Regions from separate parts of the Homo sapiens genome. Here region 2 is linked to region 1. A link is a contact called in ENCODE Hi-C data. All regions are on one chromosome and are shown on one strand. The core of a region is the stretch at or near the end of the contact, and the rest is flanking DNA. Distances in the headings are between cores, read along the strand shown. Region 1 holds the start of SPATS1 (spermatogenesis associated serine rich 1). Region 2 has its middle 22 kb from the start of MIR4642.

Region 1 (7,641 bases), core at 1,630-4,129:
TCTATGGATGGTATCAGAGAGGGTCCTTTCCCAAGCTTTTTGTTTGTGTTAGGAACAAAATGTAAATGTACTGCATTTCCCTAAGCAGCGAGCAGTGAAACACACCTAAAACTTTAGCACACTTCCTTGCTTGCTTGAAAAGTTTTGTGGCAGCAGCACTCTAGAAAGTGGCCTGTGGCCACTATAATGGGGAAAGCTTGTCTGATGGACAAGGATGGGAAGAGCAATCTCTTGCTAAACTGGCAAACAGCACACTCTCTAGATCAAGCTGACTACGGCATCTTCCTGAGAGTAACTCAACCTCAAACTTGAGCTGGAGACACTTAAACATGTTCTCAAGATGCCTCCCCGCCCCTCCCCTGGTAAAAGAAGATTAGCTGGAAGAGAAGCTGGAATTGCAAGCCTGAACACTTACTAATACTGACGCTAATACTAATACTGATGCTCCCACTGCATAGAGTACCATCCAGCTACTCTGAGCAAGTCAATTACTTCTCCACGCCCAGCTCCCAGTGGCTGCCCTCTCCCCCATCTAGCTCAGAAGGCTGTGGGGAGACAAACACACTAAGGAGATACACCCTGCTTGAAAGTTTCACCATTTATCATGAAAATTGTTATTCAAGCGCAATAAATGTCAAGTAAGCCAGAAGTCAGAAAATTCTAACAAGTTTCTAAAACACTGCAAAATTAAGAAGAAATGATGTAATTAAAGGCCAAGAGAAGGTTCTGGTAACCAGAAAGGAATTCAAGGGAAAAAAGAGAATTTGGAAGAAAGTCTGTTTCTTTATTGCCATCTGTGGAATTCAGGATAATTATTTCCATTTTTTTAGGCAGGAATAACACCTTACATAACCAAAGCACTTTCATATGTTTGTCATCTCAGCTGATTGTCATAATAGCTCTGTCTGGCAGGGAGAAAAATAATACATCAAGCCATGTTTGTTTAACATGGATACTCATTTAACCAAACACTATTTCCCACCCCTGCTTATCTGCTTCACAAGGGGCCTAAGGATCAAGGACAGAAGTTTTTAACCCGTTTTTTGATTCTATCCTCTCCCCCATGAGCAGTAATGAAAGCAATCGGTTCTCTGATGGAAAAATGCACACACACACACACACACACACACACACACACGTATCTTCAATTGGTTTGTGGAGCCCCTTCCTTGCTGAAATCCATAGACTCCATGTTAAGCTAAACTCAGATGTATTCTCCTGAATAGACTCACCTACACAGCAGGAAAGGACACCATGGGTCTTTCATTAATGTGGTCTGGGACCTGGTACCCTTCTGCTACCCCTAACTCGAAAACATGGATCCTCCCTAGGACATCCTTAAAACAGCAGCTTCTTCCTTTACCCCAAACTGGAAACTGCAGGAAGGTCTGGAGCTTAAAGTTAGAATCCCAGAACCCTTTTCTCCTTGCTGTTGCAGACACACTTGGACAATTAATAGCTCTAACTCCTCCAGCTCCTCCTTCTCTACGGTCCTAGCTTATATTAATAGCTGGGTGGAATGAGTTGTACCTCCCTCCTTTCTCCCCACTGTGAAGGAGAATGAGGAGATCACACACCCAGAATACAGAAGACCAGGGAGAAAGCTAAGATCTGATCCCGCAAAGTCTGGATATTTCACAACCCCTTTTTGCAGCACTCAGGCCACTCACCCATAACAGGTAAATGAGAACTTGAGCGCAGGCGCACTCTGAGCTTTTCTGGGAGACTGTGGCTGTTCAGCGCCATGACACTGTTCTCCAAAGGCAAACGTGCCCCCAAATACCCTCCTCGGCCTTAACCAATTATGGAGCTACCAGCCATTATTTAATTTTTAGAGTGTTCATAATTCTCACCTGAACTGTCCCATCCAATAAACAATGACACAAACCTACTAATATCTGAGCAAAGGAAAGATGAAAGGACACAGGCTCGAAAGTATGGCAGACTCATGTCAAATCCCAGGCTCATGTCAAATCCCAGGCTCACCTTTTATTAACCCAAGCACTGGGCAGGTCAAATCTCTGGCTCCCTTTACTCATAGGTAATATACTTCTCCACTGCTGTGAGATCCAGTGAGGTAATTTATGAGACTCTCTGCTTTGGTGGTGCTCTCTGCCTAATCAAATCTTGGGTTAGCACAAACATAAGCTACTATTCAAGCAGCTCTTTTTACATGCCCCCAAACTAGCTTCCTTCTAAACTTCAAATGGTGCCCCCCACCTGCCCCCGCCCCCGGGTGTAGTATACTTGGATGTGGCCACCAACTCCACAGCCTGGATTTCTTAGAACTCAACTGTAGGTCCTCTCCACCTCGGTCATGCCAGAGTCCCTTTTTTCTGGAACCTTCTCCAGCTGTCTGCCGCAGGTCGTGCTTGAGATGGAGGGGAGACGGCAGCCCCGTGGACTGTTTCCAGTGAGCATGGATGGACTCATCTGTGCCCATGATGATTTTAAATATTAGAAGCAACCCAGAGACAAAGAAAGTCCCTCGTAAGAAAGGTATCAGTCAAAACAAACAAATTCCACAAGCCACCGAAAGTCAGGAGGGCAGGACTGGCCTCTAAACGGGAGCCTTACTCCCTCCACCTGGGCGTTTCGTGGTTTGGAAGCCCTGGGAGCCCCAGCGAGTCCGCCCCCAGCCCGAACCAGGCTCGCTGCAGCCCCCATCCAGCTCAAGGTGCTCCTTCTTTTCCACCTCGGGGTCTTCCCACCCCCTTCCCCAGGGGAGGCCCGGGTCTGTGCTCAGAGGCCTCCACGGACCAACGAACCAACTGGCAACTGAACTGCCGAACGCACGCCGCACGCCGAGGCCTGAGAACCGAGAGCCTAGGGCAAAAGGGACACCGCAGCCGCCTGCTTCTCCCACAGAGGCGCGTTCCGGGGTTGCCGGGACACCGGCTCCAGTAACGCGGCGCGCAGCGTCCTGCCTGGCTCGGCTGCCGGCCCCCCTGTCTGTCACCCCCCGGCTCTCTGGCCATTGGTACAGGATGGAGGCTCCTGAGAGGTACGGAGCAAGGAGCTCCAGCCATGGCCCGGCGTCACAGGCAAGGACCGCTGCAAAAGCCACTTTGTGATTTTGGACTTTTTTTTTTTTTTTAAGAGTTGTGGTTCTTTTCCAGGCAATTTTCATTATTAGAACTGTAGGCTCTGGTAGCAGTGAAAGATGCGCCCTCCACAAAGCTTGCAGATGCCTGGTTATAATTGGCGTTGATTAGACAGGATCCACCTACCACTTACAGAGCGCCTTTTCTGGGCCAGGCGCCCTGGTGGATATTATCTTCCTTAAACAGCCAGCTGCGTTTTTCAAAATAGAAAACCAAATTTTAGCAAAGGCTTGCGCAAGGTCACCCAGAAAACAGATTCATTTCTAAGTTTCCTCATTCCAAATCCACCACTCTTTCCATCATATTGACTTAAATTTGTCTTCCTCATCCTTTCCAGTATCTAATAAATCTTGCATAGAAAGCTTTTCTCCAAGTCTAGTTTAAGTCCCTAAATTCGTGTTTAGACCAAGTTTTCCCTTCTTTTGTTACTGATTATAAGAGAAATAAATGGTCATTATAGAAATATTGGAAAATATGGAAAAGTATTATTAATATCCATGATCTCACCATACAGAAGTTAAATACTTTTTTCCTGGATAGCTATTGCTATATAACAAATCACCCTCAAACTCTGTTGTTTTAAACAACAACATTCATTTTTAATTTCTGATCCTGGTCGTTGGCTAGGCTAAGCTAGGCTGTTCATGCTTGGGGTCTCTCACAGGGTCTCAGTCAGAGGTCACAGAGGAGCTTCCTCACTCATGTGTCTGGTGATTGATGCTGGTTGTCAGTTGAGGTCAGCAGGGTTAGCGCCAGTTCACCCATGTGTGGCGTTTCCATGTGCTTTCTCACACCAGTGTCTGAGTTTCCAACGTGAGCATCCCAGGAGGACCAGGCAGAAGTTGTATTGCCTCCATAGTCACAAATGCATGGAGAGGGAACTTAGATCACACCTCTCCATCATGGTCATACTGTATGAAGAGCACAGGGGACAGGGGATCTTGTGGCCCTCCTAGAAAATACAATCTCCCCTACTGATATTTAGGGGTTATTCCTTGTCCTTTTTCTATGCACATGTATGTCATATACCCCTAGTGATTTACACCCCTGCTGATATTTAGGGGCTCCTTCCTCTCTACCCTTTTTCTGTGCACAAATATGTTAACATATTATAGATAGATAGATAGATAGATAGATAGATAGATAGATAGATAGATATAGATATAGATATCTCTTGTATTGGGCTTTTAAAATTTAAGATTATAGTTGATGGCTGGGGCTGTGGCTCACGCCCATAATCCCATAATCCCAGCACTTTGGGAGGCCGAGGTGGGTGGATCACTTGAGATCAGGAGTTCAAGACCAGCCTGGCCGTCATGATGAAACCCGTCTCTACTAAAAATACAAAAAAAAAAAAATTAGCCAGGCGTGGTGGCAGGCACCTGTAATCCCAGTTATTTGGGGTGCTGAAGGAGAACTGCTTGAACCCGGGGGGCAGAGGTTGCAGTGAACTGAGATCATGCCACTGCACTCCATCCTGGACAAGAGAGTGAGACTCCATCTCAAAAAAAAAAAAAAAAAGTTGGCCCTCCATATCTGAGGGTTTTGGATCCACAGATATGACCAACTACAGATTAAAAATATTCAAAAAATATATAAAAATTTAAAATAATACAGATAAAAACAGCAAAGTATAGCAACAATTTACATAGCATTTACATTGCTTTAGGTATTATAAATAATCTAGGGATGATTTGAAGTACCGTACAGGAGGATTTGCATAAGTTATATGCAAATACTATGCCATTTTGTAAAAGGGACTTGAACATCCTTGATATGCTCAAGATTTTGGTGTGGGAGGGGAGTCCTAGAACAAATCCCCCAGGGATACAGAAGGATGGCTGCATATCCTGAGCATTTCCCCTTATTGAAGTTAAAAAAACATGTTATCTCTTTATCCCACGGTAGGAGAGGTAACAGTTATTTAATAGAAATGTTAGCTGGGCAACAGCATAGTTAGTTATTAATGGCTTGACTCAAGAGGCTGCCTCACCAGGAAGGCAGAGATTTTTGTCTATTTTGTCCACTGCTGTATGCCAAGCAACTAGCACAGTGCCTGGCACATATAAATGCTCAATAACCATTTATTTAATGAATGAATAAATGAGTGAGTGGGTGGGTGGGTGGATGGATGATTACAATGGTCTGAGCTGAGCCCCTCCCTCTCTTGCTTGCATCCTCCTAGGAGGAAAGAGTCCAGGTTTCTAACCTGAACCACCAGGTTCCAAGACATCAAGATCTATCTGTTGGTCAGGTGATTTTGCAAGGCAGGCGAGTGAATCACAGAAGGGAAACTTTCTCATCCTTAGTGAGTCCTGTGAACTGTGACTCACAAGCCTTCCCTTACTCTGCAGCTTAAAACCTCCCAGGCCACCTTGCCCTCACTCCTTGGGCAAGTTTTAGATGCCTGTCGCACCAGGCCTGCCCTGGCAGCTGTGCCCAAGGTTTGGCGAGGCACTGGAGCCAGCTAAAGTGTTCTCAAGGCCGTGGAGCTGCCTCTGATCAGCTTGGCCCCAACGCACAGCCAGTGTTTTCCCAGGATTGGCACCTGAAGCTTCCTGTGCACAGCAGCCCCACAACCAGAGTTCAGCAGCAGAGGCGAGGGGAGGATGCTAGATGTCCCCAGAAGACTGAGGTTCCTGAAGGTCCCAGAAAATCTTGCCTGTATAGCCGGGAGGGTGAGCACAGTTGGGCAAGAAGAAGGCCTTCCTCAGTGTTCCCTTGCCGTCCCCTGTCTGAGCACCCCAAACCAAGCCCAGCCTGGAGGTTACTGCAGCACCTGTGCAGGAACATGGAGGCCTGATGCAGGGAGGGGCGGTGGTCCCAGGTCCTTAAGGTCAACTCAACTGTTTCTCCAGCTTTAGGGCCCTCCTTTCAGCTTTACAGTCCGGGATCCTGATGTTCCACAAGCCTGGCTCTCCTGGGTCTGAATGAGCTCAGGAAACCTGGGGCTCCAGGCCAACACAAACACGCACAGGGTTTACGTGTGAAGTTTTCCACTGAACTATATAAAATTTCTGGTTATGTAGGTGAAACATAGTTGCATATCAGCAAATTTATGTTATTCAACTTAATCATGAAGGACAAATACTTCTAGCAGGTTTCATGGTGAGGCCAGAGGAGGGTGGGCTGAACTTTAACCCCCTCCCTTCCCCTTTGCTCCTTCTCCCTGAAGGACCCCACTTCGCTTTCAGTAGCTGGGAGCTTGTCTCTGGGAAGGAATGATAGACAGTGAGGCGGGGGTGGAAGCAGGGGGCCAGGCACTGGATAGGAACCGTTGGTTCTGGTTCTCCCCTGGCTCCCCCAACCCCAGACCCTTGAGAGCAGCTGGGGCAGCCATAAGAATCAAGAGCCCAGAGATTAGAGGAAACCAGACAGCAGAGGGAGAAAGATAAACTCAAATAAACTCTACCCCATTCCTCTTGAGTCTTGGCAGGACAAAAAGTGCCTGCTGGAGAAAGAAACTTGAGCCTAGAAGGATGGTATTATTTAATTGCCTAGGGTCAGAGACATTGGTAAAAAAAAAAAAAAAGCCTCGAGTTTGGTAAGCCTCAAGAGCTACAAGCTAAACTGGGTGAGGAGGGCGTCTTAAACACCACTTCTCCTCGAAAGAGCACTGCAGGCTGTCCCTATAGGGGAGCCTCTCTTCCCCAATGTCAAGGAAAGGTCACCCAGCAGAAGCCCTCATTTAACGCGCGTGTCCCATAAGTGTGCACCAGAGGGCAGTATAAACCCAGGTATGGAAAACGGGATGCGCTCATAGATTGTCTACAGTTGACTTCAAGTAAGGGGCATCACAGAGCCTTGTATAAAGACAGCGCTAGGGAAATAGGTGTTGAGTGGATTACTGACACACGGCCACCGTCAGAACCCTTCAATGGTAGGCAGAAGAAGCCTGGCAAAGATAGGGGAGAGAGAGCATTTGCTACCTCAGAACTGACTAACATGGCCAGCTCCCAAATAGCCAGAGGGCCTCCCCATCAGTTCAGGCCAGGAAACAATGACCAGACACCTGCTATGTTCCAGGCACTGTGCTAGGTACAAGAATTTAAAGGTGAGTAAAACACAGTCCTTTCCCTGACTGAGTTCCCCTGATAGCTTTGCCCATCTCTTTACATTTGTTTATCTCATTTAATCCCAACCACAGTGAAGTGCTAGTAGAATCATCCTCTGTTTACAAATGAGGAAAGACAGACTCAGAAGGCAGAAGTAACTCATCCCACCACCGTAACTGGCAAAGCTGGAGTTTAAATCCAGTCTCTTTAGATTCAGAGCCTAAGCTTTCACCACTGTGCCAGAGCCTTCTTATATGTGCCCTCAGCAATGAGCAGGTCCGTTTGTCATCTCAGTACTGGCCAGGCTGTCAGGGCTACATCCTAGGCTGCCAGACCGCCTGGGAGAGGCCTGGGAGGACGCTTGTCCCAGAAACACAAAAGTCCCTTTGGACTTGGATTTCTGAGTAACATAAATCAATGACTAAGATTTTAAAATGTGTGTAACCTATGTAATATATAAAACAGACATGCAGAGTAAGGAC
Region 2 (7,641 bases), core at 3,724-6,223, 110 kb before region 1:
GCCTCTCAAAGTGCTGGGATTACAGGTGTGAGCCACCGTGCTGGCCTTTCCCAGGTGTTCTAATTGCATTCCGTGTTGCCGCATTTGATGGGTTTCTTCTGCCCTGCTCAGCTCTGTCTCTGCTGTGCTAAGACAGCCCCGAGCTGCTGTCCTGCTTCTTGCCAGCTCAGTGAGGTGTTAATGTGTGAACTGAATATCTACTTTTATTTAAATTTATCTAATTTAAATACGTTTTTTGTTTGTTTGTTTGTTTGTTTGTTTTTGAGACAGAGTCTCACTCTGTCACCCAGGCTGGAGTGCAGTGGCGCCATCTCGGCTCACTGCAAGCTCCGTCTCCTGGGTTCACGCCATTCTCCTGTCTCAGCCTCCCTAGTAGCTGGGACTACAGGCGCCCGCCACCACGCCCGGCTAATTTTTTGTATTTTTAGTAGAGACGGGGTTTCACCGTGTTAGCCAGGATGGTCTCGATCTCCTGACCTCGTGATCCACCCGCCTCAGCCTCCCAAAGTGCTGGGATTACAGGCGTGAGCCACCGCGCCCGGCCTAAATTCCAGTTTTAATAGCTGCACATAGCTAGTGGCTACCATATTGGACTGCAAACTTCTGGAAGAACCAGAACCTTTCTGAACTTTGATTTTTCCTTGGTTTTTTCTGACCCTTTGTCAAAGCACAAACATGGCAACTGTGGGTACAGCGAGAGTCCTTGTTCTCCCCTCCCTCACCCCAGCTCCCCTGCCCTTTCTACATTCCCCCTTCCACCCAACACCTTTAGAGCTTTCTAGGACAAAATATTATTTCTAATAACAGAACTTTCTCATTCAGTTATAATCACAAATCCCTCTGGGAAGAAAGTCTTATAGTGCAACAAATGGCCTATCCAAAGATTTCAGAAAATTACTTTTTAAAAACTCTTTGGAGTGGACTACGCAGGGAAATTAAATAAGTATCACGTTGGTTTGAGTAAGTTATCACATATGCCCCATGAGTTTCAGGGCATGTTTTGAGAAGGCTTTTTTCACTGGTTGCAAATAACGGACAAATTGTTAATATCATGAGTGATCGAAGGAAGGGCCAGTTGCTGCCTTCAGAACAGGAAGACCTCTGCAGGGAGGAGAATATTAATCAAGCCATCTGGAGAGCAGAGGACAGCCAGGAGAAAAACAAGCTTCTCCTTCATCATGTATAGGCAGCTCCTGGGTGAGGCTCCAACAGTGTTTCCCAAACTTCCATGTGCATGCACACCACCTGCATTAAAAGGCAAATTCCCGTTCAGCAGAGCTGGATGATGCTGACACCATGGCCCATAGTGACGCTGCAGGCCTCGATGCCCTGAAGTTCACAGTGTCCACATCTTCCAGCCCTGACTCTCGAGTCTACCCTGCCTGCTGAAGGCTAGCTTCTCTTGAAATGAGCATCTTGAAGCCTGTCTCCTTCTAGGAATTCAGCTCCGCTTTATAAACTCACCTGCTGCAACTACCAATCTGCAGATCTCCAGGAAGTTTCCAGAACCCATCCAAATTTATAGGATAGGGCTGGGCATGGTGGCTTATACCTGTAATCCCAGTGCTTTGGGAGGCTGAGGCCAGGAGTTCAAGACCAACATAGGCAATATAGCAAGACCCCATGTCTACAAAAAAATTAAAAATTAGCCAGGTGTGGTGGTGCACGCCTGCAGTTCCAGCTACTTCCCAGGCTGAGGAAGGAGGATTGCTTGAGCCCAGGAAGGTCGAGGCTGCAGCAAGCTATGATCATGCCACTGCAGCCTCGGTGACAGAGGGAGATCCATTCTCTAAAACAAACAAACAAACAAACAAACAAACTTGTAGTTCAGAAGCCCTGAGAGATTAGCTTTGGGAGATTTATATATACAGTCATCTTCCTGGATGCCCATGTAGGTGAGAAACCTGGAGGTCATCCCTGATGCTGCCTGTTCCTAACTCCCCACAAGTTGTTGCCCTCGCCTTAGTGCCTCTTAGACCTGTCAGCGTCTTGTTCACCACCACTGCTGCCCCCATGGCTCAGGTCTGCATTGCTCTCTGCTCACCTGTAAGCTGGCCTCCAGCAGTCTTTGCCCATGCTGACTCCTCCTCCTTACGCCTCTGCTGGAAACTCTCCTTGTCCTCTAAGTACAGTTTTCCACCATTTTTTTTTCAGCCTTTCATTTTGGCGCTAGCTGGAATGGTTTGGTTCCAAGTAACAGTAACCAATACAAGAGGCCAGGTGCGGTGGCTTATGCCTGTAATCCCAGCACTTTGGGAGGCCAAGGCCAGTGGATCACCTGAGGTCAGGAGTTCGAGACCAGACTGACCAATATGGTGAAACCCCCGTCTCTACTAAAAATACAAAATTAGCCAGGTGTGGTGGCACATGCCTGTAATCCCAGCTATTTGGGAGGCTGAGGCAGGAGAATGGCTCAAACCCAGGAGGTGGACATTGCCATGAGCCTAGATCACACCGCTGCACTCCAACATGGGCAACAAGAGCAAAACTCCATCTCAAAAAAGAAGAAACCAACACAAGTTAGCTGATGTGTAGGGGCTCTCGCAGGAACCAAGGGAGGTCTGCAGCTAGTTTTCAAGAAGATCCTGAAAGCAAGACTGAAGCCACTAGAATTCTCCCTAGGTCTCATCTCTGCCCCTTTCTGGAGACAGCTTTCTTTGTTCCTCTGTCCCCATGAGGAAACGTGGCAGCTCTTCTGCTCCTGGCTTTACACATTCATGCCACCATTAAGGGAAACTGAACTCTCTTTCAGCTCCAGATTCCCAGTAGAGAGGATTTTATTTGCCCAGATTAGGTCAAGAGTGTCAAATCAACTATGAAGAAATGGAAGAATAAAGAATTTTTGGGCCCTATTTCATTGTATGAAATTTTCATATAATGAAAATTTAGGGAAATAACTGATTGGAAATGAAGACATCAGGAAGGCTCCATGGAAGAAGTAGAGCTTACAGTATCTTTTAGGCACACACAAGGAAGCAGGGGGCCCGGTATCCCCATCACTCACTTGGCTTCACTACCTCCTGCATGTCCATCCCCACTGCCCCATATGGATCCATTACCGGCCTACCCACTGGAATTCTTGGTTGCAAGCCACAGAAACCACTACTGACCAGTCTCAGCACAAAGGGAGTTGATAGCTCACACTCTCTCAGGCAGGCCCAGAGAACCGGGCATGGTGGCTGTGTTGCCCGGAACAATGTCCAAAAGACACCCTGCAGAATCAGTCCTGTGCCCACTGGGTAGACACCCTGAGGCTCGCACCACCACCACCTCTGCCGGACATTCCTCCAGTGGTGATGGCTGTCTCTGAAACTGCATGCATGGGTCCTTCTGAGCTGGAAGGTGTGGATTCCACACAGCCTGGGCTCCTGTGCATCCCTGGTTCCTGAGCCAAAGTCCAGCAGCACCTGACTGGGGAGCTTTCACTGCCAGGAAGACGAGGAGAGCAAGTTTTCAGCTTCTATGGTAGGAAGCAAGGAGGGGATTCCACAAACGTACCAAGAGACTGTACATACTATGAGGCCGAAACGAATGATGAGCGTCAAGTCCAGCCCTGAAATCCTGAACTTCTCCCTGCCCTATCCACCCTAGGGAACCCACAGTGGCTGTTCACATCGCCATCCCTTTACTCATGCCTCAACCTAAATGAGCTTCTCTCCTCTTCTGCTGGTAAAAGCCCATCTGCCCTTTAGAACAACAAACGCAACCCCACATGCACCACCTGCCCAGTCCAGGCTGCAGCTCCCGCCTGTGTTCCATGGCCCATGACTCTTAGCTCTGTTTTACAACCTGCTACATGATATTGTCACCATGTTGCCACACCTGACCTCCCCTCCCCACCTGCGGAGCAGACCTAGTTCCTCTGAACCAGGAATCGCATCTTGTCTGTCTTCTGAATGCAGCGTCGGCAATCATGTGTGCCCTCTGCAAGTTACTGAATTGTATTGGGAAGGCATGGGGAACACTCCTTCTCCATTCCTCTGCTTTCTAAGAGAGGGGTTTTCCCTAAACTCTCCTGGCCTCCTGCCTAGAGACGTAGGAGTAACCAGACTGGCGGGTGACAGCCAAAAGCCAAGAGTCCCAGGCCTCTTTCTCCTTTTCTTCTCGTCCTAGACCAGAATGAGGCATCAGTCTGGGTGAAGGAGTCCACTCTGCAAATTCACCCTGGCCCATAAGGGGCAGCTCTGAGGCCCAACGGTGGTGGGCGCTCTAGGAAGCCACTGCTAGCATGAATCTAAGCCCTATCTGCTTTTATCAGTAACCATGTTGATTTTTCATCTGTTTCTTTCTTCTTGTTTCCTCCTCTCTCTTACTTAATTTAGTCTTTGGTAGGAAGGAAATGGGTGGAATTTGCCCTTTCAAACTTGATCTCCATCTATAAGAGGAAGACAATCGAGTACTGACACTTCTGTTTTGTGAGGATCATATCAGACAAGGAACAGGCGGGTTTAACCTCATCCCTAGTATGTCAGATGATTACTCAACACAAGCCATTAGAATTAGAGATACCTACAATGTTTGTTCTATGTACAGATCAGTCTCCAAAAACAACCTCCCTCTTAACCTCCAGATCCATATTTTCCAACACCTGCTTGACATTTCTACTAATAGCAAACCTTTCATCTTTTCTCCAAAATCAGTTTCTCATGCCCTTCTGTCAGAGGTATCATCATTGTCCATCAGAGACATATCCAGGCACCAACACCTTCCACTCTGCCTCCCCAAAGCTCTTGAATACACCCCGCTTCCTTCTCCATTACCCCACTCTCATCATCTGCTCGCAGACTCCTGCAATAACTTCTCACGGTCTTCCTGCCTCCGTCTCTCTTTTCTCCAAACCCATTACGGGCCCTGCCTACAGGTTAGTCTTCCGAGCACTGCTGGAGGCATTCAAAACAATCCCAGTAATCAGCTCCAAAGACGTGGCACTTTAAAGTCACGTCCCGGTGACTCATTGCCTCCTCCACACCCCTGGAGCCCCCACTAGGGCTGGACGCTCAGGCTTCAGCAGTAAATACGGTGAGCCCCACCCTACACGCTCAGTCTGTTTTCGGGAGGCTTAAATCCCAGGTCGAATGAACCTCTGTTTTTCAAAGAGCATTGGTTTAGTTTAGGTTTTTCCCTGCACTTATTTGCTATGGTTTTGTCATCAAGCAAAAGCATTGCTTTTGTTTCATAATCTGCTAGGGTTTTTAAGACCCGGTATTGTTTTGGAATTCATCTAGTTCAAAATAAATTTTTTTTTAAAAAAGCAAGTTTGCTTAAAAATAGTGATGACAGTTGAGAATGAACATGTTCTGCTTCTCGGATTTGAAGGTCAAAAAATCTTAACCCAGTTCTTGGTCCCTCGGTTAAAAGCCATTCCTCTGTTTAACCACCAGATGGCACTGGAGCCGCGGTGGGCTGGGCCAGCTGGCTCCAGAGTTTAGGACCACACCCCAAGAGGGCCTGGACAGAGAGGAGATGGGTGGAATTTGGAAGAGATGTCCCACCACTTCCTTAACCAACCATACAGGCATGTCACTTTTATTTTATTTTATTTTATTTTATTTTATTTTATTTTATTTTATTTTATTTTATTTTATTTTATTTTATTTTATTTATTTTATTTTATTTTATTTAAGACAGGGTCTTGCACTGCCAGTGATCTCAGCTCACTGCAACCTCCGCCTCCCAGGTTCAAGTAATTCTCCTGCCTCAGCCTCCTGAGTAGCTGGGACTTCAGGCGTGTGCCACCACACCCATCTAATTTTTGTATTTTGAGTAGAGACAGGGTTTCCCCACGTTGGCCAGGCTGATCTGGAACTCCTCGCCTCAAGTGACCTGCCCACTTCAGCCTCCCACCACGCCCAGCCAGCATGTCACTTTAGAACCGATTTTTATTAAAGACAAGAACAAATATTAATAATTGATTACCATCGAAGCAATAGTGGGAAAAAACCCCAAATATGTGATTTAGAAAATCCCAGTCTGTGGCTCACACAAGTCTGCATGTCATGATTCTCTTTAGTTCCACCTTCTTGTTCCATCTCACCCCCAGAAAATGACACCTTCTACAGAAGAAGCTGGAAAAAAAAATCCCTCTAGTTTACTGCCTGTCCCATCTGCATGCTTACCACTAAGATCCTGCCATCCCTGGGAGCTCAGTTCTCCAAGGCTCAATTCCCAAGGTGTAATCCCTGAAGCATTTAGTAACTGTTCATCCACATGGGCTCCTCCTAACTCAGCAAGCAGAGATGAGGTGGCTCGCTCCCGCCAAGCCTCTCGGTTCCCTGCCACTTGAACACTAAAATAAAACGTGACCTGGTGCCTGTAATCCCATCACTTTGGAAGGCCCAGGCCGGTGGATCACTTGAGGTCAGAAGCTCAAGACCACCCTGGACAACATGAGGAAACCCCTTCTCTACAAAAAATAATGTGGGCAGCTGCCATCCTCCTTTTTCTTCCACCAGATTTTCAGAACCAATTAAGAGAAGCTTGAGGGAAGACACTGGAAATTTCTATGGACGTTTGAAACTTCTAGCCTAGGCAGGGTGTGGTGGCTCACACCTATAATCCCAGCACTTTGGGAGACTGAGGCGGGAGAATCCTGTGAGGCCAGGAGTTCAAGACCAACCAGGGCAACACAGAGAGATCCTGTCACTACAAAAAAACTAACTTCTAGATTTCTCAAGCAAGCAAAGCCTACATCTGGGCAGGTTTTCTTGATCTCTCCTTCCTCAGATGAAGAGTTTTAAAACCCAAACTATAGTTGACAGACCTGACCATTTTTGTGGGGAAGCAGGAAGCTCACCTTGGAGTAATCAAATAACCATCTCCCACATATCCTTTCTTTTATAAATTTTGTGTTTAACATAGACAACGTGTTATGAAATACATGAAATACATATAGATAGTAAAAATCACTACTATAGTGAAGCAAGTTTGACATAGCCATCATCTCACAATTACCCTTCTTGTGTGGCAAGAGCAGCAAAAAGCTACCCATTTAGCAAAAATCCTGAGTACAATTCAGTATTAACTATAGTGCTCATATTGTACATTAGATGGCTAACTTGTCCATCCTACAGAGCTGCTACTTTGCATCCTTTGAATTAGAGCTCCACATTTCCTACTCCCCCAATCCCTGATAACCACCATTTTCATCTCTATGTGTTAGACTTTTTGTTTTTAGATTTCATGTGAGATGGTGCCATATTTTTCTGTGTCTGCCTTATTTCACTTAGCATAATGTCCTCCAAGTTCATCCATGTTACAGCACATGGCAGGATCTCCTTTTTTAAGGCAGAATATTACATCGTGTGTGTGCGCGTGCGTGTTTCCACATGAATCTGTCGATGGGCAGTTAGTTGTGCTTCTGTGTTTCCTATTGTGGATAATGCTGCAATGAACATGAGAGACCAGATATCTTTATGAAGCAGTGATTGCATTTCCTGTGAGTGTATACCCAGAAGAGGGATTGCTGAGTCATATGGTAGGTTTACCTTTTACTTTTTTAGGAACCTCTGTACTGTTTTCCATAATGGCTGCACTAATCTACACTCCCACCAACAGCATACAAGGATTCACTTTCTCCACACCTTCTAGTTCCACCTCACCCCCAGGCTGGTCTCAAACTCCTGACCTCAAGTGATTTTCCCA

The links. Hi-C counts contacts between places; a loop is a spot of excess contacts on that map. Pooled maps may share reads with other maps.
Region 2: a map of K562 shows a loop between it and region 1 (3-fold over the local background). The contact joins the enhancer-like site here to the promoter of SPATS1 in region 1. A Hi-C loop is called at or near these places in 2 of 168 maps with a recorded cell type or tissue (K562 and mammary epithelial cell), 1 of 37 single-sample maps with no recorded cell type and 11 of 50 pooled maps.

Annotation. Positions count from the first base shown.
Region 1 is chr6:44,337,888-44,345,528 of GRCh38, reverse strand. SPATS1 (spermatogenesis associated serine rich 1) reads right to left here and starts at 2,879. Exons shown (of 9, transcript NM_001372081.1): 1 at 2,761-2,879; 2 at 2,295-2,433. The coding sequence starts at 2,433.
Region 2 is chr6:44,454,188-44,461,828 of GRCh38, reverse strand. No RefSeq gene overlaps it. Among named protein-coding and RNA genes, the nearest start is that of MIR4642, 22 kb to the right of the region's middle. RefSeq lists a silencer at 5,290-5,399. Within about 2 kb of position 4,973, at least 3 of the 41 ENCODE cell types and tissues checked have a DNase peak (open chromatin) inside an H3K27ac peak, as active enhancers do.